2 separate regions of the Homo sapiens genome follow, and region 2 is linked to region 1. A link is a loop called in an ENCODE intact Hi-C map of the cell type or tissue named here. Cell type or tissue: heart left ventricle. All regions are shown on one strand. Each heading gives the region's core, and the rest is flanking DNA. Links, peaks and the distances in the headings are about the cores only. Region 1 overlaps LINC02941 (long intergenic non-protein coding RNA 2941). Region 2 holds the start of LINC02941 (long intergenic non-protein coding RNA 2941).

Evidence for each region. Peaks named below come from ENCODE experiments on the same cell type or tissue, not always from the same donor. Only the 100,000 strongest peaks of a DNase experiment are listed, where the experiment ranks them.
Region 2: it touches region 1 in a loop (2.1-fold over the local background); 18 of 110 quality-filtered maps call a loop at or near these places.

Annotation. Positions count from the first base shown.
Region 1 is chr6:140,068,726-140,081,393 of GRCh38, forward strand. All of the region lies in intron 1 of LINC02941 (long intergenic non-protein coding RNA 2941), which reads left to right. All of the region lies in intron 2 of LOC107986652 (a long non-coding RNA gene), which reads right to left. Among named protein-coding and RNA genes, the nearest start is that of LINC02941, 99 kb to the left of the region's middle. In heart left ventricle, for the core only: no CTCF peak of the experiment used is centred there; no DNase peak of the experiment used is centred there; H3K27ac peaks cover 1,178 bases.
Region 2 is chr6:139,967,028-139,979,695 of GRCh38, forward strand. LINC02941 (long intergenic non-protein coding RNA 2941) reads left to right here and starts at 9,292. Exons shown (of 2, transcript NR_121623.1): 1 at 9,292-9,405. It overlaps LOC103352541 (a long non-coding RNA gene), which reads right to left. Exons shown (of 3, transcript NR_121624.1): 2 at 11,595-11,846; 3 at 11,323-11,377. In heart left ventricle, for the core only: no CTCF peak of the experiment used is centred there; no DNase peak of the experiment used is centred there; H3K27ac peaks cover 2,493 bases.

The sequences.
Region 1 (12,668 bases), core at 2,181-10,180:
CTCAAGACACCTATCCTATTTTTGTATCTTTTCCATTATAAAATGGAACCATTGTTCACATGGAGACAAAGTGCAAGAAACGTAGCAATCAGCTATGTTTTAGGGGAAAGAGGCTGAACTGGTGGTGTAATGGCATGCAGGACATCAGCGTTTGCAAACTGTGCTTGCTAGACATTATAGTCTCCCATAGACGTTTAATTTACTTTTGAAGATATTTCAGCAGTATTTTTCTTACTTCCCAACCCTGATTTCATTCCTTGGAAATTTTCCATATTTAAATATTCTTTATTGCTACATATAGCTCATGGAATGTTGGGGTTTTTTTTTTCTCTTACTTCTTTAACTACTGACATATTCCAAAGAGTTCAGTTTTTTCCAATACAGAATTTGATTCTATTGCATTTATAAAGTGCTAATACAGCTGGATTGAAACAGTGACCCATTCTAGCAGATACTACATTGAATAGCAGTGAACACTGAGAAATTTTGTACTTGCAGGACAATAAATATGAGCAATTTCCATTCCAGGTTTCTAATATAAGGGTAGCATGAATTGACAATAAAATACATCCAGGAATAAGTATAAATCCAGAATCTGAGTCTCAAAATAAATTATAAACCAATATAATTTATTTCAGTATTTATTTCCATGGATAAAAAGTTGTATCTCCATGAAGCTGGACATTTGAACATAGAATTTGGCAACTTCAAGACAGCTAGAAAGAGTAAAATATGACCTATAGAGGAACCATCAGCAAGATTTTTACCCATCTTTTTTAATTTGGATGTTTTCTTGTTACTTAGAGCAATAATAATATTCTCACTTTTATCTTCAAATATGGTTTCTGTTTTCTATTTTACTTTTTTTATCCACATGCCCTAAAACTAAAAGTATTACAGAAAATGTCACCAAAGCATTAAAATAATGTGAAGACTCATAAAGAGGAAACTTTACAGTTTTTAAAATCAAAAAAAAAAAATTTCCTTGATTTGCTTCTTTCCTTGGCAGGAATTATTGCACACAGAAAAACAATCTGGTTCTCATTTTTTTGTTTGCCTTATCACCACATAAACCTCCACTTAATAGACTAAATTTATAAATAAATCTTTTAAAAGAGTGCTTTCTTCTGTGATTTTGGATAGGAAAAAAGCAGAGTCATGTGTAAGTGACAGAATACAGTATCCCCCCTTTCCTCAGTTTCCAGTTACTTGTGGCCAACTGGGATTCAAAATTGGGTGAGTATAGTACAATAAGATACTTTGAGAGTGAGCAAGAGAGAGAGAGATCACACTCACAAACTTTTATTACAGTATATTGTTATAATCATTCTATTTTGTTATTAGTTACTGTTGACAATCTTTTACTTTTCCTAATTTATAAATTAAACTTCATCATAGGTATGTATGTATAGAAAACAACATAGTGTGTATAGGGTTCAATACTAGCTGCAGGTTCAGGTATCCACTGGGAGTCTTGGAACATATCCTCTGAGGATAAGGGGGGACTACTGTAGTATAAGTTTAATGGATGTCAGAAGACAATGGCAGCTTGGCACAAACTCTCAATTCTGCATATACTTCATATTTGGGTGATCTCCTGTGAAACCCATGTAATTGGTCAGCGATAGAGGTCCTGAAGGCAGTCCCCCCTTGCTTTCTAATCCTTTCTCCAGCCTTTACTTTCTCTCTGTTGACTTATTCTTTTCTATGCGTAAGGCAGTTAGTTTTAAGATATAGGTATTATCTATAAAGGTAATAAATCCTGAAAATCAGTTATTTATGTCTTGCTTAACTTAGTTGAAAGCCATTTCTTACTTCTCAAGGAACAACAAAGTCACATCAACTCATAAATGGATTCTAAAAATACACACTATATACTTGCAGCCAAATTGTGTGTGTATGTCTGAGTGTGTGTGTGTGTAAACCTGGCACCTACCCACATCTATTCAGGAACACTTATAGAACCTTCCTTATTTGTGTCGACACTCTTCTCTCCTGAGAAGTTATTCCATAGAACCCCCTTTCCTGTGAAATGACTACTTAAATTTCAGTGGTTCCACTATATATCTCTATCTCATTCAAAACATTGCTTCAAATTCTTGATCTTCACTTGTCTATTCTAGCTTAGCCCACCTGGCTTGGCCACTGCAAGCCCTCCAATGACCCATCACAATGCACCAATGCACATTTCTTCTGTTTTTCCTTTTTTCTGGACATTGATGTCATTTTAGTTATTTTAAGTTTATTTTACTGAAAGACAAGCAGTATGTTTTCTGTGTGCTACATGCTAACCAGATGTCCTTGACCAAACAAAAATTCTTGCCAGGAGAAAGGAGAAGAAAATGTGTAGGAATCTTTTCCCAAAATGGACAGTGTGATTTTCCATACCGGCCACAGTAATACATGGAAATTCTTTCTGATGATCTTGGAGTTCCTGACTAGATATCCTGGTAAAGTCTCCGGCAGTTGTCTTTTCAGTTAAAGTGGCTTTTGAGATAGGACCAAATTTGGCATTAGAATTGCAGATACACATGAGAACTTGTATGTGTAGCACAAACAATTTCTTGCTGCCTATTGCTTGTGGGATGCTTGCCAAGAAAAAACAATTTGCTTTGCTGCAAGAACCCAGTTAGCCATTACTGGAGAATGTTTTTCTAAGATTGCTTATCGGTAATTTTAATAGGGCTCAGAGGTTTGTGTGGTTTGCACAAAATGTTAGTTACTTTTTAAAGGCCCAAATTTCTCCCCATTTTCTTCCACAAATCTGAACTCCATTCTAATTGTAAAATAATCAGTGAGAACAGCACCTCCCTAAATGAGTAGATAGGAATGGATAATTAAATGCTTATGGTGAAATGGATTTAACTATTATATTGCTGTTTCAGATAGAAGGACATTCCCAAAGAGGCTCCTTTGGTTTTATACAGGAGTTCAAGTTGTTAGCTACTATTTTGGTTTTGTAATTGTGCACTGTGGTCATGAGAGGCTTTCTGTGGGGGAGGATATGTCCTCAGTGCCTCTTCATTGATTGATTCATTCATTGAACAAGCATTTGTTGGCAGCAGTTATTCATTTAACAAGCATTATTGGGCCACATTGAGCCACAGAGAGAGAAATGAGTAAGGCACTATTCTTATCCTCAGTGAAGTCAAGTCCATCTTCAAGGTGACTGATGGCAAAAGGAAGAAATCTAGAATTCATTATTTTCAACCATTTGTTATCTAAGTGGATTTTAAGACCATGTTGTGAAACTATTATGATTCACCATCAGAGGAAAAGGGCAATTTATTTTGACCTGTGAAGATGCAGCGGATATGATCTATGTTGAAATGATTTTTTTAAAAAGATATTATTTCTAGATTAAACTTCCTTGAGTCACAGCCTAACCTTTTAAGACATATTTTCCAATTATGCCTTGCTGACCATATATTGAGTTTTCACAATTTGCACTTCTGTCATTTTAACTAATAATATTTAATGTTACTACCTGCCATCATATTTCTACTAATTATTCTCTAGCTGCTGCCTGTATTTGCCCCCTGACAGGCAAAGAAGCAAATGTTTGTAATTCCAAGTTTCTAGAATATTTGAATCTGATCAGTAGCAAAAATATGTTTCTTATTCATAAACATTATGCCTCTCAAACTAATCATAGTACAGGAATATGTACGACTTTGATTGCCACCTGTCTTTTTCAGAGCTGTTTGTTCTGTTTTTTATTCTTCAGATATTATTTGTTTGCTTATTTTGAGACTCTTTTGCAGAAGAGGAAATGAAACACTTACTTGTCAGCGCTATTTTTTAAAAAAATCATATAGTAGAACAGTATTAATTTAATGAAAACTTAAAGATTAAGCATAACAACCTTTTAAAAAGCACTCTCATGTCCTCATTTGAGTTTGTACGGTAGCAGACAGAAACCCTGATAGACATGAGAGGGTTTTTGCCAAAACCCTGATAGACATTAGAACTTGTCCTGTTTTCCTGTTTGGCATTTTTGTAGATGTGCTAAAGCCAAAGTTTATTTTAGAAGAAAAATTGGACAAATATAATCAAAGTATGAAAAGCAATGAGAAAAATCAGCACAAATTTGAAATTTTGTATGAATAACTAGAGTTAACTTTTATTAAAAAAATAAGTATTTAAAAATATTTTCTTCAAGTTTAGTTTTTGTTGCCAAGGCTAAAAAAGGGGGAAATGACCTAAACTTACTACTTTGTGTGTTGAAGAATTTCCCAATTCAAGAGCAGAAAATAATCATGCAAAATTTCTATGATCTATAAAACAAGAAGCATCCTGGTTTTTGAAGGGTGTGATGGCAATTCCCTTCTCTTTATAAGAAAGAGATGTAAAGAAACCACTTGTAAAGGGTTTTTCTTAATAGGATGCATGTGACTTTGTTGAGACAGATGATCTTCTCATCAGTATGTGTTTGGAAACTGTCTATATGGTAGGGCTTTGCATATTTTATTACCTCCCCTTACTGCTTTGAAGTTATTATAGCATCTCTAAAATGTACAAAGAACTCATTTGAAGCTCATATACTTAAAAATCTACATATGTAATCTGAGTATGTAGTTATGAAGTCTTTATTATAGGAAAAGACATATTAGCTTTGTTATCATTGATTTTTCCTCTTCTATTTAAAAAATTTATGCTAAGTTCACAAAGCTGCTAAATGGTTAAAAAAATTGGCAGAACTTATTTGCAAGGAATTACACATAAATGAGAAGTTAATCTTTTGGAAAATTTTCTCAGGATTTCAATATAAAGAGCCAGTTTATGAGAATAATATAATACATTTCTGTTCACAAACACTGTTAAATGCAGGCTCTTATTGACTCACAACAATCCTGTGATGCTGCTACTGTCATCATCTTTGTTTAAAAATGAGGCAACAGAGACTCAGATACACAGTACTTAGGCTTCTGTTCTTTATCCTGTGTTGCGTAATCTCCACACTATACCATACTTTTTCCCTTTGCCTTGTTTGGCCATTTCCAAGACAGCCACGGATCTGCACATTTTCAAGGTAGAATGCCAATATCAGCTTCTTGATTTTACATAGTGTGATTTATTTTATTCAGACGTTTATTTGAAAGAAGTTGATTGGGATAAGTTATAGCCACTTTAGACACCGTTTATAACAATGTCTGGCACACAGTAGGGACTCAGATATTTATGGAATGAATGAGTAAACTATATAAGATATATGGGGACCCTTTTAAAGGGAGGATTCCATTTTTGACTGCACACAGAGGAAAAAGTCATTTGGAGGGCAGAGGAAACAATAATGGAAGTTTGAGTCATATGGCGCCTTGTTACCTGAAGTGTGATCTGTGGATCAGTAGGATCAGCATCACCTGGGAAATTGTTAGTTACGTGAATGATGGGCCCCATCCCAGACCTACTATATTAGACTGCCATTTCACAAGATGGTGTGGTATGATGTTTACCATTTTACCAGGTCACATAGTATCGGGATCACTGTACAGGGCAGTGGTTCTTAAACCTGAACACACATTAGAATTACTTGGGGAAGTAAAAATAAAATAAAATGACCAGTCCTCACTCTGCATCAATTAAATATAGTCTCTGGATAAAGGCACTAAGTATAATTTTTTTTTCTAAAACTCCACTAATGATTTTAGCATGCAGCCAAAATTGGGAATTACTGCTGTAATGTAAAGTCCTCAGTGGGTATCAGAACACCTCAGGCTGTTGCCGATAAGGCACTGGATTTAGTATAAGACGTTCCATCACAGTGGAACCCAGTTATCTGGTTTAGAATAAGATGAGGAGTCATTTGAAGTTCTCTAATGCCTATTACATTCCTGACACTGGGCAATTCAAAGAACATGGCCCTCTACCTATAGTCTTTCTAACTATGTTTATGGCTCTTCATCTATGTGGCTTCATAGTTGGTGCTTGTACTAAATGATTGTCAACCATTCAAAAAACTCCCTCCATACTGTGAAAAACTGTCTGGGTCCATGTTTTTCACTATACATCCATGCCTCTTTCAATTCTGACAGTGAGTCAAACCCAATTTTTCTTTTTTTTTTTTTTTGAGATGGGGTTCTTGCTCTGTTGCCCAGGCTGGAGTGCAGTGGCGTGATCTCAGCTCACTGACACCTCTGCCTCCAGGGTTCAAGCAATTCTCGTGCCTCAGCCTCCCGAGTAGCTGGGATTACAGGCATGTGCCACCATGCCCAGCTAATTTTTGTATTTTTAGTAGAGATGAGGTTTCACCATGTTGGCCAGGCTGGTCACAAACTCCTGACCTCAGGTGATCCACCCATCTCGGCCTCCCAAAGTGCTGGGATTACAGGCATGAGCCACAGCGCCCAGCCAGCCAATCGTTTTTTAAGATAAATTTTGGCTCCAGGAGGAAGAGCCTGAGTGTCTTCCCTGCAAAGGCTTTGACTCAACACCAGCTCAGATTCTGCTGCTGGAGACAGAATCTCACCTAGAGGTATGTCCTTGTTTTAGTGGATTGCCTTGGGTTTTTCCTCCTGACCTTTTGTCTGGAGTATAGCCTTATACAGAACAACAGTGGCAGATAAGAAAAATGGGAGTTTGAGGTTCCCATTAAGGACAATGGAAAGGTTCATTAATGGCAATGGAAAGGTTCATTAAGGGCAATGTGAAGAGAATTGCCTTGTTTTGGAGGCAGTGGGAGCCACTGAAATTTTTGCAATGAACCTATTGTCTGAGACACTGAAATGTTTTTTGAATGAATGAATGCATAAGAGATGATTTAGAGAGAGAGAGATACCTGGATTGGTTGGTTAAAGAAGAAGACGGCTATTAGCTTATTTCCTAAAAGGGAATCATTAATTAGATATGAAGGTGGAAAAGGACATAGAAAAGAAGGAATGATGGCAGACAAAGTGGCACCTAATTGAACTCAGTAGATATATTTTACATTAAAGTAGTGCTTCCCAAGCTTTAACATATGTAAGAATTATCAACAGAACTTGCAAACAGACTGATTCCTTGGCCCCTACCCCCAGAGATTCTGATTTAGAGGTCTGAGGCAAGCCCCAAGCATTTGTATTTTACTAAGCCAGCTCCCAAGATGATGCCGATGCTGCTGGTCTGAGGACCACACCTGTAATAACGTTGTATTTGGGCTTGGAAAGCTAGAATATTTTGTTTTCGATTTTGGTTCTTCCACTTACTGCCTGTGATATCTTAAGCAAATCTATTACCTTTTCCAAGTAATAGATTAATACTTAAAACACCATAATGTATCATTTGCTCAGGGATCTTGTTAAATTGCAGATTCTGATTCAGTTGGTCTGGGATGGAGGCTGAGCTTCTGTATTTCTGAAAGTCTCGCAGGTGACAGCCATGCTACTGGTTCATGAACTGGACTACTATTAGCAAGTACCTAGGCATTATTTCCCCATACTTCACATATTTATTACAATTAAATAAAAATATATAGATAGAAACAGTTTGAAAATTGTGGAGCAAAATGTAAATGTAAGGTGATAGTAGTGAATTGATGAAGACAGGAAATGGAAAAAGATGACTGAATTTTAAGCTGACTAGGGGAATTTTGGCACATACATAGAAATAAAGAAGTCAGGAAGGACATCTGGTTTAACAGAATGTGGATTTTGGGGGGAAAGTAGCAGGCAGTTGAAAACGTAAGACAGGAATAAGCTTGAGAAATAATTTAATCTTGAAATAAGAATTTTGGAGTTGTACACATATGATTGAAAGATATTTCTGTATATATGGGTATATAGAAAAAAAGAGAATAAGTAGAGAATCTGGGAAGAGATACCAGTTGGAAGATGTGAGAAGGAAGAGGTACTATTGGAAGATAGAGCATAGTTTAGCACCTTGTCATAGAGACATTACTTGTCTAACCCCAGGCTGTATCAACAGATTGTATATCCTCCTGATTGAGGATAACAGTCTATTGCATTTCCTAGGCATTCCCCCACTTAGAAATTATTGAAGCATCCCATTTGTGTATGATTTTTGTGGGCAGCGATTCCAAGAATGGTGGAAGATACGTTTCTAAGACTTACGAGTTCCTTGGACCAGGTCATAAGCATTTAGAAAATAGAGTAATTGAGGGAGATCATGAATTGTATAGAAGTGAGGGATTCTGCAATTGAATATCCTTGCCTCATCAATCAATTCAGATACTTGGACATCTATGAAGCTCAAGACAAAATGTAGTTCAATACCTTACTAGGAGGAGCATTTTCACAGAGATAAATTATCCACTAGGGAGAATAATAAGTAGAATTACATGCCTATTAATAGTTGCATAATTTTAAAAGAAAAGAGCATGATTTGTTTAAGACACTAGTGTGTTTGACTCTGTCATGGTGATGTTTTGGTCATTTTCTTAAGGATGCTTCCAAATAATGGCCTCAGATACTGAAAAAGGTTAATAAGAATTCTGGCTGGATGTGGTGGCTCACACATGTAATCCCAACACTTTGGGAGGCTGAGGTAGGAGGCTCTCTTGAGGCCAGAAATTCAAGACACACCAGGGCAACAGAGTGAGACCCCATCTCTACGAAAAAATAAAAACAAAAACAAAACAACAACAATAACAAAAACAATAAAATCAACTGGGTGTGGTCCTGCATGCCTGTAGTCCCAGCTGCTGAGGTGGGAGGACAGATTGAGCCTAGGAGCACGAGGCTGCAGAGAGCTGTGATTGTACTACTGCACTCCAGCCTGGGTGACAAAGCAAGACACTGTCTGAAAAAAGAAAAAAAAAATGTTTTCTTTTTTTCTTTCCCATAATTCACTGGCTCGTTTGCTTTTTGGGTACTTTTAATTTTCCCTCTAAATTTCAAAGTACTAGGTGTTAAAATCTGGACATTTGAAAGTTTGATTTGCAATCATCTAAACTCCTAAAAAACAGAGGTCTCTTTCTAACATTGATTTACTCTCAGAGGGTCACTCATAAACATATTCATTACAGGCACACTCCACGAATATTCAATAATACATCAATCACTAAGCTGTTTATGTTAAGAGACACAATTGAAATTGAACAATATAACTCAATAAAATTACTGGTCTTTTTATTTATTCATCCAAATCCTAGTTGCTCAGTCATTGTAAACAGATCCATTGGAAACAATTCACTTTTCTATTGTTTCAGGATTGATCTTCTCAAACACATGATTATTCTTAATTCAGACAAAATATTTCATTTCTTTAAGTACACCAGAAGGAATTAGAGCCAGCTGAATGCAATAAGAGAAGAGGAAGGAAGACGCTCAGTAAAAGGAAATCAAACCTGTTTACAAGTCTGGATCTAAACACTTGTGAGATTTGTGGTTTTGGAAACTACGTTCATATGTTAGAGGAGAAAATGATGAATACTGGATAAACATGGGTTTAAATGGCCTAGGCCAGATTCTTATTCCTCTTTGCACCCTAAGTATCTCTTTTAAACAAAGAGTTTCACTTAATTTCAAAAAGACCACATGCAGACAAAAGATCAATGAACAGCAGAGTGACAGAGAAATTCAATTTTTCCGAGAATGTTGATATATCTACCATCCAGAAGACAATTTAAAATATGGAAGCACTCATAAAAACAATTAATGTATGTAGTCATCATGAGATACACCAAATTATCATCTCATACTAGTGGTAAATCTTGGTTTCCTAAATCTGTTTTTTGTTTCCCGTTCTTCCACTTTGAATATATGATACTGCAAATATGCTAAACAGGGCCCTTGGGCAAATTAGAAACAGAGGTTGGCAAAAATATTAGGAATTTTTTTGTTTCAATTTAAAATGTGTTTTTTTAGAACGTAAAAAACTTAATATAAGTGTATTCTGGAATCATAAGGATGAACATCAACTAAACGAGTCCTGTCCTGGAACTCTAGTGCCCTTTGGCATATGTATTTATTTATCTACATTTTAAACTTAATAATTTTTTAAAAGTATGAGGACAGCTGGGTTGAAGCTATTCAATATGCAGTCATTTTGGATCAATGTGACTTCAAGTGATGGGTTACCAGAAAAGATGCTGGACTGTAAGAGTTTTTGAATTTGTGGGCTTAGGAATTTTGATGACTAAAAAAATAAAAAAAAAAGGCTAAAGGGAATTGGCATTTAAATTCCATGTGGCTGAGCTTTTTAGTTGCATTCAGACACTTCTATTTTTATTTCTTCAAGCTGGGCCTGTTTCCAAGAAGGAAGCTGTGGAATTATTGCTCTTACTCCCACATTTAGTGCAATCCCTTACAATACTAAGGATAGGTCAGATTTTTGCCCGTCCCCTGCATTAAACCTACAAGTAGATCAGATTTCAGGATAAGCAACAAGCAAAAAAGGACAAAAAAATTTCAAGTGAAACATTTGAACCAGCTTGACTTGAATTAGGGTCGAATCAACTGCATAATCTAATGTTCATAGAGTGCTTTGTCTTTAGAACCTGGCTGGTTTTACCCTATAACATTTAAGTTATTCTTCCATTTATTCTTTTTCTTCTTCTCTTCTTCCTTTTATTTTTATTACCCCACTGTGTTCCTATACATTTAAAAGGTTAGCTGTTTTTGTTTTATGCAATGGAAAAACTGTTGTTGAAGTTTTAGCCTTGAAAAGCACTGACTGTACCTAAAAACGGAAAGAAAGCACTCCTTTGCCTTGCCTCCCATTGGTTGTTTGGAAACAGCTGTTTGACGCCAAGTTTGTACTTCACTCTTATCAGCTCATTTGGTGAGATCAGAATGTGCCTGAATAACTCTGAAGGTTAAAATATGTTGACTGAATTTTCTGCTGCCACCATTCAGCAGCAGCTAGGCTATGCCTCTCATGATCATGACACGTAGTGGAAATTTTCCTGGCTTCTATACATCATCATCTCTGCCTGGTGAGTGTCATACTGAGGATGAGCACAGCAGGACGGCCTGCCAATGGGCCTGACAGAGCTGGCCTACGAACATATGGAATTGTGCTTCCAATGGAAAGCACACTATTTGCATTGACTTGTCATCATTCAGGGACCAAATTTTTTATTTTTGCCTTTTTATCAACCATTGGTGTCTTGTTTAGGGCATCTATAACTTTTTTTTTTTCAGAGAAAATTGGGCATTACGATTTTCTTACTCAATCTCATAATCATTTTAAGCATTCCAAAAATTATACTCCACTGGTCCTGACTGCTACTTAAATTGTATGCGTTCTTTCCAGTCCTTATTTACAATTTAACTCCAAATGCTTCATAGTACAAACAGAAGAGCCTTTGATTTTGATTTTTTTAATCATTCAATCTTACAGAATTGAATCATGCCATATTGTTATTTTTGCTCAGCAATTAGAAAATACTCACTGTCCAACAGTCCAAGAACTTTTAAGTATTACAAAATCCTTTTCCGTAATCTCATGTTAACAATACAGCCTTAGTTTAGAAGCATTTTCTAAAAGATGTTAAGCATTAACCTTGTAATTTGTGGTGTGCTTATATTTATCGCCAAATAATTTGCAGCATTTTGTCAGTTATTTATCTAGTTATTTATATGTTTATCTGATGCCTATGCTGAAATATTCAAGGGCTTTTACAAGTGTGCTGTGTTAGCAGAAAATACTGTTCAAGGGAGAAAAAAATATTCTTTTTCACTTGACTACTTCAATACAGCAACTACAGTAGTTACTGTATGACTTATTGAACAACCATTAGAAGGAAAGAGATGAAATAGATCAGCCAATCCCCTAAGTCATAGATACTGAATATCTACTTCGTGTGGGTTTATGTCTAAGATATCATGGGAGCTCCACAAAATATATAACTGTTACCCAAATGGCAAAATAGTGAACTTGGGATCAACATAAATTTTAAAAGGCTTGTACCTAATTTTTATTCTTTTTTGTTCCTCAAGTTCTTTTAAACTTAGAGCTTCCCTGGGCCTCAACCAGTGCCAGCTGGGCAAAAATTCAATAACCTATGTGGAGATCATTATTGACCAAACATGTTATCAGATTTAGATGGTTTGATATGCAATTATTCTGAAGACCAATTAAATATCACACACTGTGGTCATTAATAGACAAAATTGTATTCTTATATGAATGATACATCTTAGTTTCCCATATCTGTTTTCTCCTTCCAGTATATATTTTTTGAATAAATATTAAAAACCTGCCACATGGACAAACCATGCCAGTGTTTCCTTTTCATCATATACAGTTATTTGAAGAGGTTGGCATTAATCTGTGAATTCTCCATCTAGCTCATCAGGAAATAGCTGCAAAGAAGGAATTATCAAATAGTTACCTTGGTCCCTGTGGGAAGAGCGGGGCTCCTTATGGGGAAGATGGGAGAGACAAATTTAGGAAGAAGAACTGAGAATTGTTTTTTCTTCCTAATTCTTGCCTAAATTCAGATAACTTATTATGGATGCTATTTTCATCTTCTGAAATATCTAACCACCTTTTCAAAGACTAGGTTTAATTGGGGAGGATTTTCCCTTCTACAAGGCTTGCTTCAATTCTAGACTCATTAAGATGTTGAAATATCTATTCTGGTGGTTCTTTCCTTAATGGTATCAGGTTGAATTCTGTCTAAAGTTTTACAGGTTCAGATGTTGAATCTTGTTAAGATGCAGATGTGTTCCAGGATCTCCACCTAGAACAGCCATTCAAAAACCCCAGAGTAGAGCTAAACTTTG
Region 2 (12,668 bases), core at 3,235-11,234, 100 kb before region 1:
AGTTTTAGTTTCAAGAAAGGAGACCAGTTGTTTGTTTAATAATTGAACTCTATAACTGCAAAATTCACCATCTACACATATTGTGTGAAGTACTTAGCATACTGGATTTACTTAGTCTGACTGCATAAGAGATGTACCTGTACACATTAGAAAATGTATACTTCTAGGCCTTAGAATCTGTAATGGTGGAAAATTTAAGATATGGTTTTAATTTTTATGGCTTAAACAATCAATTTCCCTCTTCTGAGAACTGAAACTCAGGCTTTTTTATCTTCTAGTCAAATTTATTTTCAGGTTTCACATGCTGGCAGAATGTTGTAAAAATTTATTATGCCCTATCAATATGATAAACATCCTGATTTTTATTATTTGTTATACCCTCCCTAAAATTCCCATACTATTCCATTAAAATAAAACTCCATATTTTGGCATTAAATTAAGTTGTCATAATTCTTCTTTCAAGTGTGAAATCACACTGGGTTGCTTTATCTTTTTAATTAAGTGTTAATCAATAGACTTGTATTCTATTTGAACTGTTATAGAAGTTTCTCTGAAGATACTAACATAACTGCTTATTTGCATTCCCCAGAAACACTGTTTTTTAATGGTCAACAGTGGCCATGTTTGACTGAGCAATGGATTCATATTGATGTGAGCAACCAAATATGTTTTATTAGGTCATTTCTAAAGGAAGTGGTGATTCAATCTCTTGAAAAAGTAAGAAAAAAAGTTCTCTTCATAATGCCAAGCAATTGGTAAATGATGCTTTTTCCTCTGATGGCATATTTCTTTCACTGAGTGTGTTCAATTAATGTTTACCTGCTATCATTTAGACATAACCATGTGCTTTTTGAAAAACTGGATTGCTAATGCAAGAATATGCTTTTGCATTATAATTTAGCAACCATAATGCCAAAAAGTAAGACAAAACATGATGTCTGAGTTTTCAGCACTGATTATTACTTCCCTCAATGTTTTCTTCTAGGAACAACTGTCTGACGGTACCAATAAAAATTGCTAAAAAGCTCACAATTCCATACCTTACATAAAGTCATACTGTCTTTACCATATCCTCCTTCTCCTCTACATTGCTTTGTCACCTTTTTCTGGGGCAATTTAAAAAAACTTCTAAGATCCTTGACTCTCTTACACGCCCACATGAATCATACCGAGCATGTTAAATGTTCTTTTCCCCCACGTAATATAAAACTGATACATAACTGCCGTATACTTATAAAATACAGTTGACTAGAGGACATAATTTGTAAACCCTATGTATCTTAAAATTTGGTTTTCCAGTTTTCTTTTCATGTTTGTGTTCAATGCATTTTATGTGCGAACTTCAGATATTCCTAATGACCCTTAAAAAGTTTTAGGGCCCTTGCCCATGGGTCAGTGATGCTAATAATCATCTTTTTTCTTTGCTCTTCTGCCTCTGCTTTACATTTTAGACTCATTTTGCTATCATTTCCATAGGTCTTTTCTTCATTGTCATTTTCATGATCTCCTGCTCCTTCCCACTCCTCCAAAAATAATCTATTTTTTGACACCTGTATCTTCCCAAATCTCCACTGCTTGTCACTTCTTTGGGGACATACTTCTTTTATCTCTCTTTCCAGTTGTATTTTCTCATTTATCAGTATGTGTAAATTATGTACTCTCAGGTATCAGTGTACATGAAGTGCAATCTATATACTTCCTTGGAGAACCATTGTCCTAATGATAGGGGTTTCTTCTCAGGCAAATATATCACCAGTAAATATCTTCTAAACACTTTGTCTATTTCACGTTGTGGTTAATATTTGCTGATATCTATTCTAAATTTAACTATTTTTTCCATTCTCATTCAATAAATCAGCAAATAGGCCTTTCGGGCATTATGCATTTTACTAAGTTTGTAAGTATAAATTAAAACTGTTTAAAATAGAGTGTGTATTAGTTTGCTATGGTTGCCAAAACAAAATACCATAGACTGAGTGACTTAAACAGCAGAATTTTTTTTCTTATGGTTTTGGAGCCTGGAATTCTGAGATCAAGGTGTCGGCATGATTGATTTCTTCTGAGGTCTCTCTTTTTGGCTTGCAAATGGCCGTCTTCTTTGTGTATGTTCACATGGTCTTTCCTCTGTGTGTGTTTGTGTCCTAATCTCCTCTTCCTATGAAACCAGTCAAACTGGACTGGGGCCCTCTCCAGTAATTTCATTTAACCTTTATGTCCCTAAATAGGTCATTCTAAATACAGTAATATTCTGAGGTATTGGGAGTTAGGACTTCAACATATGAATTTTGGGGGAACACAGCAAGGTCCATTATGGAGGGCAATGAGAAATAAAATAAACATCACAATGCACACAACGTTCATAAGATCCTGGCAATTGTCATGAAGAGGTGAGATTATAACTCTTACAATGAACTCACTTTGGTGAGTGGAGTATCTCTGCATTTACCACCTATGTGGGACCAGGCAATGTTCTTTTTCCATTATCACCTGTATCTTGCGAGGGCTCTTGGCCTAGAGTTATATTTATATTAATTTAACAGAAAAATATATATTAGCATTAAATTATTAGCTTATGCTTGAAAAAGCCTTTTTTTTTTTGCCTTGTCCATTCATGCCATTCAGTGTCTAAAATCTTGAGATGTCATCTGCTTTGGTAACAGTGGCTAAAGACAACACATCCTCAAGTTTGTACACAACAGCACCTCCCTTTTCTTCTCCCTGCTGCTCCACTTCTTGTTACTCCAAGTCTGAACCACATAAAATAGACAGTATCCTTATCTTGTGGCTACTACAATCAGTTTGGTAAATTCTGGTGCACCTCAGTCCCGTGACGGTCTCCTTCAGTTACTCTAACACAGGAGAGGTAGAAATTTCCTTTTTCACTCCTTCAAACACAGTACAATGCTGGAAATACAGTAGTAAATGAAGGAGTCAGTATTTATTCTCATAGAAGTTTATTCTGTTGGGGAGAAAACAAATAGTAAATGGGAATATGTAAGAACTTATGAGAAAGAAAAGTGGCTTTTTGTATTAAAATAACAGGATGCCCATCAATGACAGACTGGCTAAAGAAAATGTGGTACATATACACCATGGAATACTATGTAGCCATAAAAACGAATGAGATCATGTCCTTTGCAGTGACATGGATGGAGCTGAAAGCTGTTTTCTCAGCAAACTAACACAGGAACAGAAAACCAAGTCCCACATGTTCTCACTTATAAGAGGGAGCTGAAAAATGAGAACTCATGGACACAGGGAGGGGAACAACACACACTGGGACCTGTTGGGAGAGGGTGGGTTGGGGAGAGCATCAGGAAAAGTAGCTAATGCATACTGAGCTTAATACCTAGGTGATGGGTTGATAGATGCAGCAAACCACCATGGCACATGTTTACCTATGTAACAAACTTGCACATCCTGCGCATGCACCCCAGAACTTAAAATTAAAAAAAAACCAGGATGAAAGACCTCTATTGATAATTTGACAAATGTTGCTGATGGCACTGTGGGAACAAGATATGGATTTCAAGAGAGGAATATTCTAGACAGAGAAAACAATAGTAAAAGAGACCTTAAAAGTCAGGAATGGGAGGTTGCTTTACTTGTTCAAGGATGTGAATAGTCATTTATTCATTCAACAAGTATTTAAAGAATTTGTAAGCAGCTGCCATGTGTTAGACAGTACCTTAGGTTCTGATTCAAAAAAGAAAAAAATAGATGTAGAAAGGGGAAGTAAGTGAACTTTAATCACATAAATATATGTAAAGTTATAATTGTGGTCAGTTTTGTGAAGAGGGATCCAAAAGCAATAAGAACCTCTCACAGGAAAATTTGAATAGTCCAAGCAAATTAGAATGAGCTTCATGGAGGAAATGACGCTTAAATTTCTTTCTGAAGAATGAGAAGTTGTCTAGGTGAAGAGAACAAATACTGGCTGATATGGGAGTGTGATCAGACATTAGCGGTGGAGAGCTTTTTTTTCCCTAAGAGTGGAAAATACCCTGCTGCAAGTATCCCATTGAACATTCTAGAGACCTTTTTTTTTTTTTTTTTTCTGTATCATTCTGCATTACTACCTACCCTTTGGGGCAAGCTGAGTTGATTTATCTCACTATGTCATTCATAAATCTGGATCGGGCTATTAAAATTGCACTGGGTCTCCTGTAATTATCGTAAGAGTTTGAATAAGACACCAGGTGAAGAATTGTGTAGTCAGCATGGGGAAGGGGTTTGTCAGGGAAAGTATGTCCTGAGCTGAGCCTAAAGAGGAAGAGATTTGATGTTAGGACAAATGATTGCTTTGCTCACTGTGGAAAGAGGCACAGGCTTAGAGGAGAGAAACTAATGATTTAACATAATTAGCACAAAGCAAACGTGTCAGTTAGTTAGTCCTGGTCCTCATCTTTAAAAAAGGTTGTGGTTATGCCTTTTTCTTGAGTTTCTAATACTCAGAATCATCCTGTTCTCTCCTTCCATTTCTTACGTCTACTCCCCAAATCTAAATTGTCGCTGTTTCTCAATCTTTTATACATCATGTGGTCCTTCTTCACTTCCAGAGAGATCCTTTTCAATGACGCCTCAGTTATCTGTCACTGTCATTACTATAACTTTAAATTGTCAATTATCTACTCTTTCCAAAAGTTTCACCTTCCTTGGGCTTTTTCTGGATTGATTGTTTCAGTATAATGACTCCGTACCTCGCTCCCTGTAATATGCAATTTAATTAAAGATCATTTTAGTACTATTTTTGTAGGCTCTCATCTTGAATGTTATCATAAGTTTTTTCAACAAAAAAGCTTATATTCTAAGAAGCAGAATACTTGGCTTTATTTTAACTAGCCATGTGTATTTAAAAAAAAAACTTGACAAATGAAAGAACTAATAGTCTAGTTTTCTTTTCTGTTATAAGTTTTTGTTTTCTTTTCCCTTCAAGGTAGAACAAAACCATATATAAATTGCTAATATTTTGAGGGCAAGTGATCTGTTTTATTCAGTGTCCATACTCAGCTTCCAGCCCTTATCGAGGTATATAAAAAATGTTTAATAAATGAATGCATACATAATAAATAGGGAAAGGACAAATGGAGAAAGGTCTATATTAAATCTCTCAGTAAAGGCTTGTTGTACCATCATGTCACAGATACCATAATATTTTCTGTGGGTTCTATTCAGATTCTTTCTTGAAAAAGTTCTTTTAAATCAAGCTTTTGTGTGCATCAATATCACATAGAAAACTTGTGAAAGCATAGCTTCTGGGCCCCATTGTTGATTCAGTAGGTCTGGGATGATTTTTGTCGAACAAGTTCCCATGTGATGCTGTTGGTCTGGGGACCCCTCTTTGAGAATCTCTGCTTTTAATGAAATGTAACGAAAGAACAGGAAGCAAAAAAAGAAGAATGGAAACCCTATTGGTCCTTTAAATGAGAGTACATTTTTCTCTTGCAATTTGGTTCCTCACCCTAGTGTGGTTGCTGCATAAACCCTTTTGATATGATTTACTGATTTCTACACTCTTCTTATTCATGGATTAAGATTTTTGAGGGAAGATTAATATTTAAAGTTTTTTTTTAATAATTGAGAATACATAGACATAGATGATGAAAAGCTGATCAATTTTAACTGCTTCCTGCACAGGTAAAATAATTGCGACTCCTGGGTTCTTTAGAGACACATGAAAGAAGTGGTTATAATAATTTTACAGATTCAACTAAATAAAGAATAGTGTGCATATAATAATTTCATGAGGTAGCACATCAAATCGGTGCTATAAAATCAAATCAGCAAATCAAGATGGCTTATTTAACAAATGTATTGAGAAAGTTCGGTAACAACTTATTTTGTTTTATACTATTTATCAACATAAATTATAAATAAATAACGATGCAAATATTATATATTTTAAAAAGATGTATAAAGCCACTTGAAGAAAATAAATGTTCATCTTTTAATTTTTTTGATTTATATAGCTTATTTATATATTACTTATTTAATCTTAGATAGTGACAATTTTCTTAATGTTAACTTATGAAGGCAACCATAAAAGAAGATTGATAGGTTCAAGTAAACAAAAACAAATACACAAAAGGTACTCTGTCAAAACCACAATAAACATTGTTGTGGGCAGAGAGGAAAATTATTACAAACATTATAAAGGGCATTTTCACTCTGTTACAAAGTCTTGGAGTTTTGTTCATTTTATGACACACTTCAAGTAAGTTATTCTAAGGAAATATTTATGGTCACATATAAAAGTACAATGTAAGAGTACATATCACAGAACTATTAATAATAGCAAAGGTTTGGTAACAACACTATGGGGCTGGAAAAATAAATAGAGGGCCTTGATGTAACAGAGTATCAAATAGCAATTTAAACGGTGTTATAGAAAAATATTGTTATGAAAAATGTGCAGAATATGATATGTATTGAAAAATATTACTACACAAAATTATACAAAATATTCTATTTTGTTTTTAAAATACCTGTTTCAGGACATATCAGATTGGGAAAATATAAACCAAAATTTTAATAGCACTTATCTCTGCATTATTGGATTATATGTGGTTTATTTTCTCCTTTTGACTTACCCGTATTTTCTCAACATTTTATAACAAATTTGTCTCATTCCTGAAATTAAATCATGTTAAACATTTTGAATAATTGCATTATTTTTCTCACAAGTATTTAAATAAAATCCCTCTCAGTCCCATCCTGATCCTCAGCTTTGAACTGTTTCACTCTGCACAGGGGAAAAGTTGAGAATTTATCTCTGGAGTCCTTAGGAATTTTCTCTATGCAATTCACAACAGATTTGATTAGGTGTCCAGTGTAAACTTGACTCCACGGCCCTCCTTCTTCTCTGTCCTAGTTCTCATGTGAATACATAAAAATGTGACCCTCCAGAATTATTTTACATTTTAGCAGAAAGAAATGGTTTCAGTGGAGCTATCCTAACAGTGCTTTTGTATGTCTTGCTTAATAACTCCCTTTCCCTTAATTGAAAAAGGAAAGAAAAAAAATAAAGAATGATGCTGGTTTGGAAATACTTTTAGAGATTGCTGTCTCCAACTGTGCTTGTTCTCGCTGTCTGTTATGGTCCATTAGATAAACATGGTGTTCAACAGTCAGGCTGTTGTTGATATATTTGGCAACACTGATAATGTGATCTATGTTTAGGAGGAAGTGGATGCATCATTCCATGCGGGCATAGGTTTTCTGAAAGTGATTGTTCTTTTTACAAGAAAAAGTTAGATAAGTCATTGAACCTTAAATTCTCACTAAGAGTCTGAACATTTTTAATTTTTGTCATCTGAGGTTTTTTTTTTTTGGTGCTTTTATTGGAATTTCAGATTAATAGTTGGGCTTATTCTCAGAAGCAACCAGTACTAACTGAAAATAAATGCAAACCTGGTTGCTTCTGACTCTTGAGGGTGAAATTAGTATAACAAGAAAAAGGGAGGTGCTTGTTATCTGAGTATATTTCTTTATTGTTCATCAATCACAGTTTTTAGTGTTTTCATTTGTAACCTGCAAGTTTAAAAACAAACAGAAAAGAACCTTGAATCTTAAGATTCTTTTTCTGTTTCTCTCCCTTATATCTATTTATCTATTTATCAATTAATCTACCTACCTGCCTATCTACCTATCTCTCTCTACATACACATATACACATATGTACTATATTTAGACTACATATGTATAGTACATATGTATATGTATATTTAGTACGTATGTATATGTATATGTGTATTTATGTGTATATTTGGACTGTACATATACAGTCTAAATATAGTACATATATGTATGTATTTATACTATATATGCATATTTATACACATATACAGTCTCTTTATATATGTAGTCCTGAAGAAAGGATTGGAATATATTTCATCAAATAAAATACTAACATATTTTGGACATAAAAGGGCATAAAGTCTGAGACATGGAATGTCTTGTAATGTCCAGCTGAATCCTAAATATCCTCAGTGATAGGATTTCAGGCATTTCTCTTGGAAAGTGATTCCATTATCTAATAGTTTTCATTGGGAGGAAATTTTTCCCAACAGGCTTAATGTTCCTCTTCTCAACTGGTTCCATTAAACCTAATTACCCCTTCCTAAAGCTGAGCAATTCCTCTCCTATTGGTATTTACCAAGTTTTAATAGTGGAAAGCAACAATTAGCTCTTCAGCTGTCATAAAATCAGTGTATTTTAAACTTTTTTGGTGTTTCTTTTTAAATGGTATACATACATGCATATGTATATGTGTATCACACATACAACTAGTCACCAAATTTGCTTTAGTGTTTACTTAATGCTGAAATCATATCAGTATTTCAGATGTGCTTACATGGTAAGACATTATTGACTTTTCTCTTATAAATTCTTTATGTCCACAGGTGGCCACTAACAATATAGTAGCCTTCATTCACATTTTATAAAAATGGGTTATAGGTGACAAGCCACAGCTTAACAATCTCTAGCCTCTGTGAAAGTTGGCTTATGTCTATAGTTTGGGCTGGTGAAGATTCCAAGAAAAAAATGCCACTGACCCCATTCAGTTCCATCAAGAAAGGGAATTTTGTTCTATGGGGGAGATGGATGTTATTACTTATTCTCTAGAGAGGGACGTTTAAAATCACTTCAGATTGTTGGAATCTATAGCCTGCGCTATCATGGCAGGAAGCTCAGTGATTTTTAAATTATTTACAGGTAAAATCCCCACCTCCTGTAGTTTTTATTTTTAGAGTGTCCATTTCAGGATTTTAATGCTGAGAAAGTGAAACTATGCTCGCTCTTGTCATCTTCTTCCCTCTCTCTTCCTTTGACCTTCCCCCTTCGCCTCCCCTTCCCTCCTAGTGCTCTGCTCCTTCCCATTTCCTTTCCTACCTCAAATCCCATTACCCACCGCCATACCTTTTTTCCTTCTTTCTCTGACTCTGATTTTTCCCAGTTCTCTCTTAATGAGGTTTATTTGTGAGCCTCAAGCCTCATATTATTGTTCAGTCTTTGGGTATCCTCCATGCTGGGGGCTCCTTCCTGGGCCCATGAAAGATGAGTTTAGGGTCTGAAAGAAGGATCTTTCTTCTTGCCCTCAAGTCACTTCTGTAGCCTGTTGTGGTTTGCATGCTAGATGCATCTGGACTACATGGAAAAGATTTCCTAGAAGTGTCTATGGACTGACTGTGTTACTCCCAAATTCATATGTTGAAGTCCTAATCCCCATCTTGATGGTATTTGGAGGTGGGGCCTTTGGGAGGTAGTTAGGCTTAGATGAGATCATGAGGTTGGGGACTACGTGATGGGATTAATGTCTTTCAAAGGAAATGAAGAAACACAGGAGCTTTCTCTCTCTCCATGCTCAGGTACTGAGGAAAGATCATATGAGCACACAGCAAAAAGGTAACTATCTATCAGGTAGGAAGAATGCCCTCACCAAGAACCATATCGGCCAGTACCTTGATCTTAGACTTCCCAGCCTCCAGAACTGTGAGAAAATAAATGTCTGTTGTTGAAGCCACCACATCCATGGTATTTTGTTGTAGCAGCCCAAACTGACTAAGACAAAGTATCTTCTTTTCAAAGATTGGACTTTATATTTTTTACTTGTGTTAGTATTTCATAATCCCAAAGTTCTACAACTTCCATATAACAAAAATTTTGAATTCAGTACAATGACCTTGTAAGTATTTCATTTATAACAAGCCTCTTTAAAATATATTTAGTAACATTGCTTTAATTAGAAAGAATTTAAAATATACGATGATGTCTTAGGTATGTTTATTTTTAGTGAGAATTGATTTGGTTGCTTTGTTTTGTTTTGAGATAGGGTCTCGCTCTGTCACCCAGGCTGCTGGAGTGCAGCGACGGAATGCAGTGGCACGATTTCAGCTCACTGCAACCTCAACCTCCTGGGCTCAGGTGATTCTCCCATCTCAGCCTCCAAAGTAGCTGGGACTACAAGCAGACACCACCACACCAACTAATTTTTGTATCTTTTATAGAGACAAGGTCTCAGTTTACTGCCAGGCTGGTCTCGAACTCCAGGCTTAAGCCAGCCACCCAAAGTGCTATGATTATAGGTGTGAACCACTGTGCCTGGCTGTTGTTGTTTTTAGTCATGAAATATTCAACTTTGTCCAGCCATCCTGGGCTACTCTAACAACTGTAATTGCTTTATAACTACTTAGCTATGGATTTCTGGAATCTGAAATTGAGGCCATAAGCAGAAATGACTAAAATATAGAATTCTTTCTCCTATCTTTATTTGTTCATCTAGATATTGGAACTGTATCATTAAATTTAAAGGGGGGAACTAGTATTGACAACAAATTAAATTATTTCAACCAAAACCACTTAATAGGTATGTTGACTGTTAGTCATTACCAAATCAGCTAAGAAAAAATAGTTTTATTTCCACTTTGTTGATTCAACAAATAATTTTCATATTTGTAATTCATATTGACAGTCACAGATTCCTAGGATCTCTATTAACAGATACCTCGTTTGTGCCTGTGATTATTTCTTCATCTGTGCCTGTCTTTGCCCTTTCCTAGCTGAATGTCCTTGAAAAAATCATTTGGCCTTTTTGTGTCTGTTTCCTCATCATGAGGTGGAAAAATACATAGAGTCAAATGTGTGAGGTTGTTTCCAGAAATTAATTTAAGTAAGCACTTTGAATACTACCAGACCATAGTAAGTTCTATGATGATGACGACAGATCCAGTTGAGAGCTCATTTGCTGGCAGCATCCTAAATAACTCTGCTTCATGGAAGAAAGGCTCTGTAAATACCAAAGATTAAGATCCTTGGTTTAAGACTCAAGGAATCTGTTTACAAGGTAAGTAAGCAAGAGAACAAAAACAAAACATAGTTTATACAAGGCCCATTCAATCACAATCTTATCTTTTCAATTTCAAGTCTATCCCCTTTAAGTTTCCATGACATAAATATCAGCTGACATACACACAAGGTGACTCACCTTCTTCCCATTAAACTAGGTTGAGATTAAAAACAAACAAGCAAACAGCTGGAATGTGGCACGTGGGTCAGACCCTTCTGAGTCCAGTTGGGTAACTCAGCAGAGATCAGAATGATCTTCAAAAACCAACAAGCCATTGGCACGTATCTTCAGGCATGCTTGAAGTCTATGGGGCCAAATGGTAGAGTATCCTGGCAGAGCCAAAAAGTCTTCTTTTATGACACAGAAAAGAAAACTTCTTTCAAAGTAGTTATGCAACCCAGGAGAACACAATGCATCCACTGTGTGTGTCCTGGGGCTGTCTATGAACACATGATTTCATATTTTTGTCCTCTGTAAACTTCAGCATTGATGATGAACATTATTTCAAGGAAATATCCCACTACTTTATCTCTGTAAAGACATCCATAGAGAATGTAAGTTATAATTTCCTTATTCATTTTTCTGGTTAGAGAAGGCATTTCTATTTTAATGGTCAATTATTATATTCTGAATTTGCCACAAGTCTCCTTTTCATATTTAAACACTAGGGTTTTTTTTTGTTTGTTTTTTAAATTCTTAAGATAAATAGAAAAGTTAAGGTTAGAAAATGTTCAAAACAATTGCTCACCTTATAAAATCTTGTTAGGGAAGTAATTTTGCTCATTTCATACTGTTGACATTTCTGAATTTCAGTAATCATTAATTTTTTTAAAGCTGCCAGCAGATATGTACAATACTCCTTTTAGATATTATTCCCATCAAAGACAGATTTCACCTCTTTCACTCTTTGTGTCATTTCTCTATTATTTTGAAAATATTACTAATGCCTTCAAGTTCATTTGTATTCTGTAAGATTCTCCTTGTATCCAAGCAACTCCATCTGAAAAAATAATTTGTTTTTTTTAATGAGAGATATATTCAAAACAAAACCCTGCATATATTTATGATTTTTTGGTAATAATTTTCATGATACTAATTTCCTGGAAAGGGATTTGCACTTCACGAACAAACAGTGATTTCCTTTGAAACCTTCTCTGGTCTATGTCACCACAGTTATCTAAACAATTTAGATGTCCCTTTCTTGACTAAACTTTTAAAAAATGTTGATTCTGTTCTGTTTTTAGAAATGATACACATCATCAGATAATTTGTAAAACAGAAAATATATTAAAAAATAAAAACTTCCTTAAATAACCATGGGATAATCAAGGTTGTAGTAGACTGCCAAGTGAGTTATAAAAACTCCAGAATTATGTCAGAATTAGACAGATAACCAAAGAATCTGTGGGGCACTTTGATGAACTCAAGTGAATCCTTATATTCATCTTTACTGAGAAAACTGTTGGGAATGATTTCACTTCCATTTTTTTAAAAATATAAAGCATATCCTTCAGAGTGGCACATGCAGAAATATTTTTTATGCGTGTATATTTACTGTTAAGTACACAATACGCCTATGAGAACAACCATAGCTAATAGCTTTAAGAACTGTGCTTGGGGCGAAGGGAAGGAATGTGTGGCTGGAGACTTAGTTTGGCATGACTGAGAAGCACCCAAGCGGAGTAAGGACGGGTGTGTCGGCTGCAGCCAGGCGGCAGTTCTGGTACTTCTCAGTCATGACATTTGGGGTCAGGTAACTGAATCCTCATCAGCAAAAAGGGGATAATAGTAGTAATATAGCTCTCATAATATTGTTACAAGA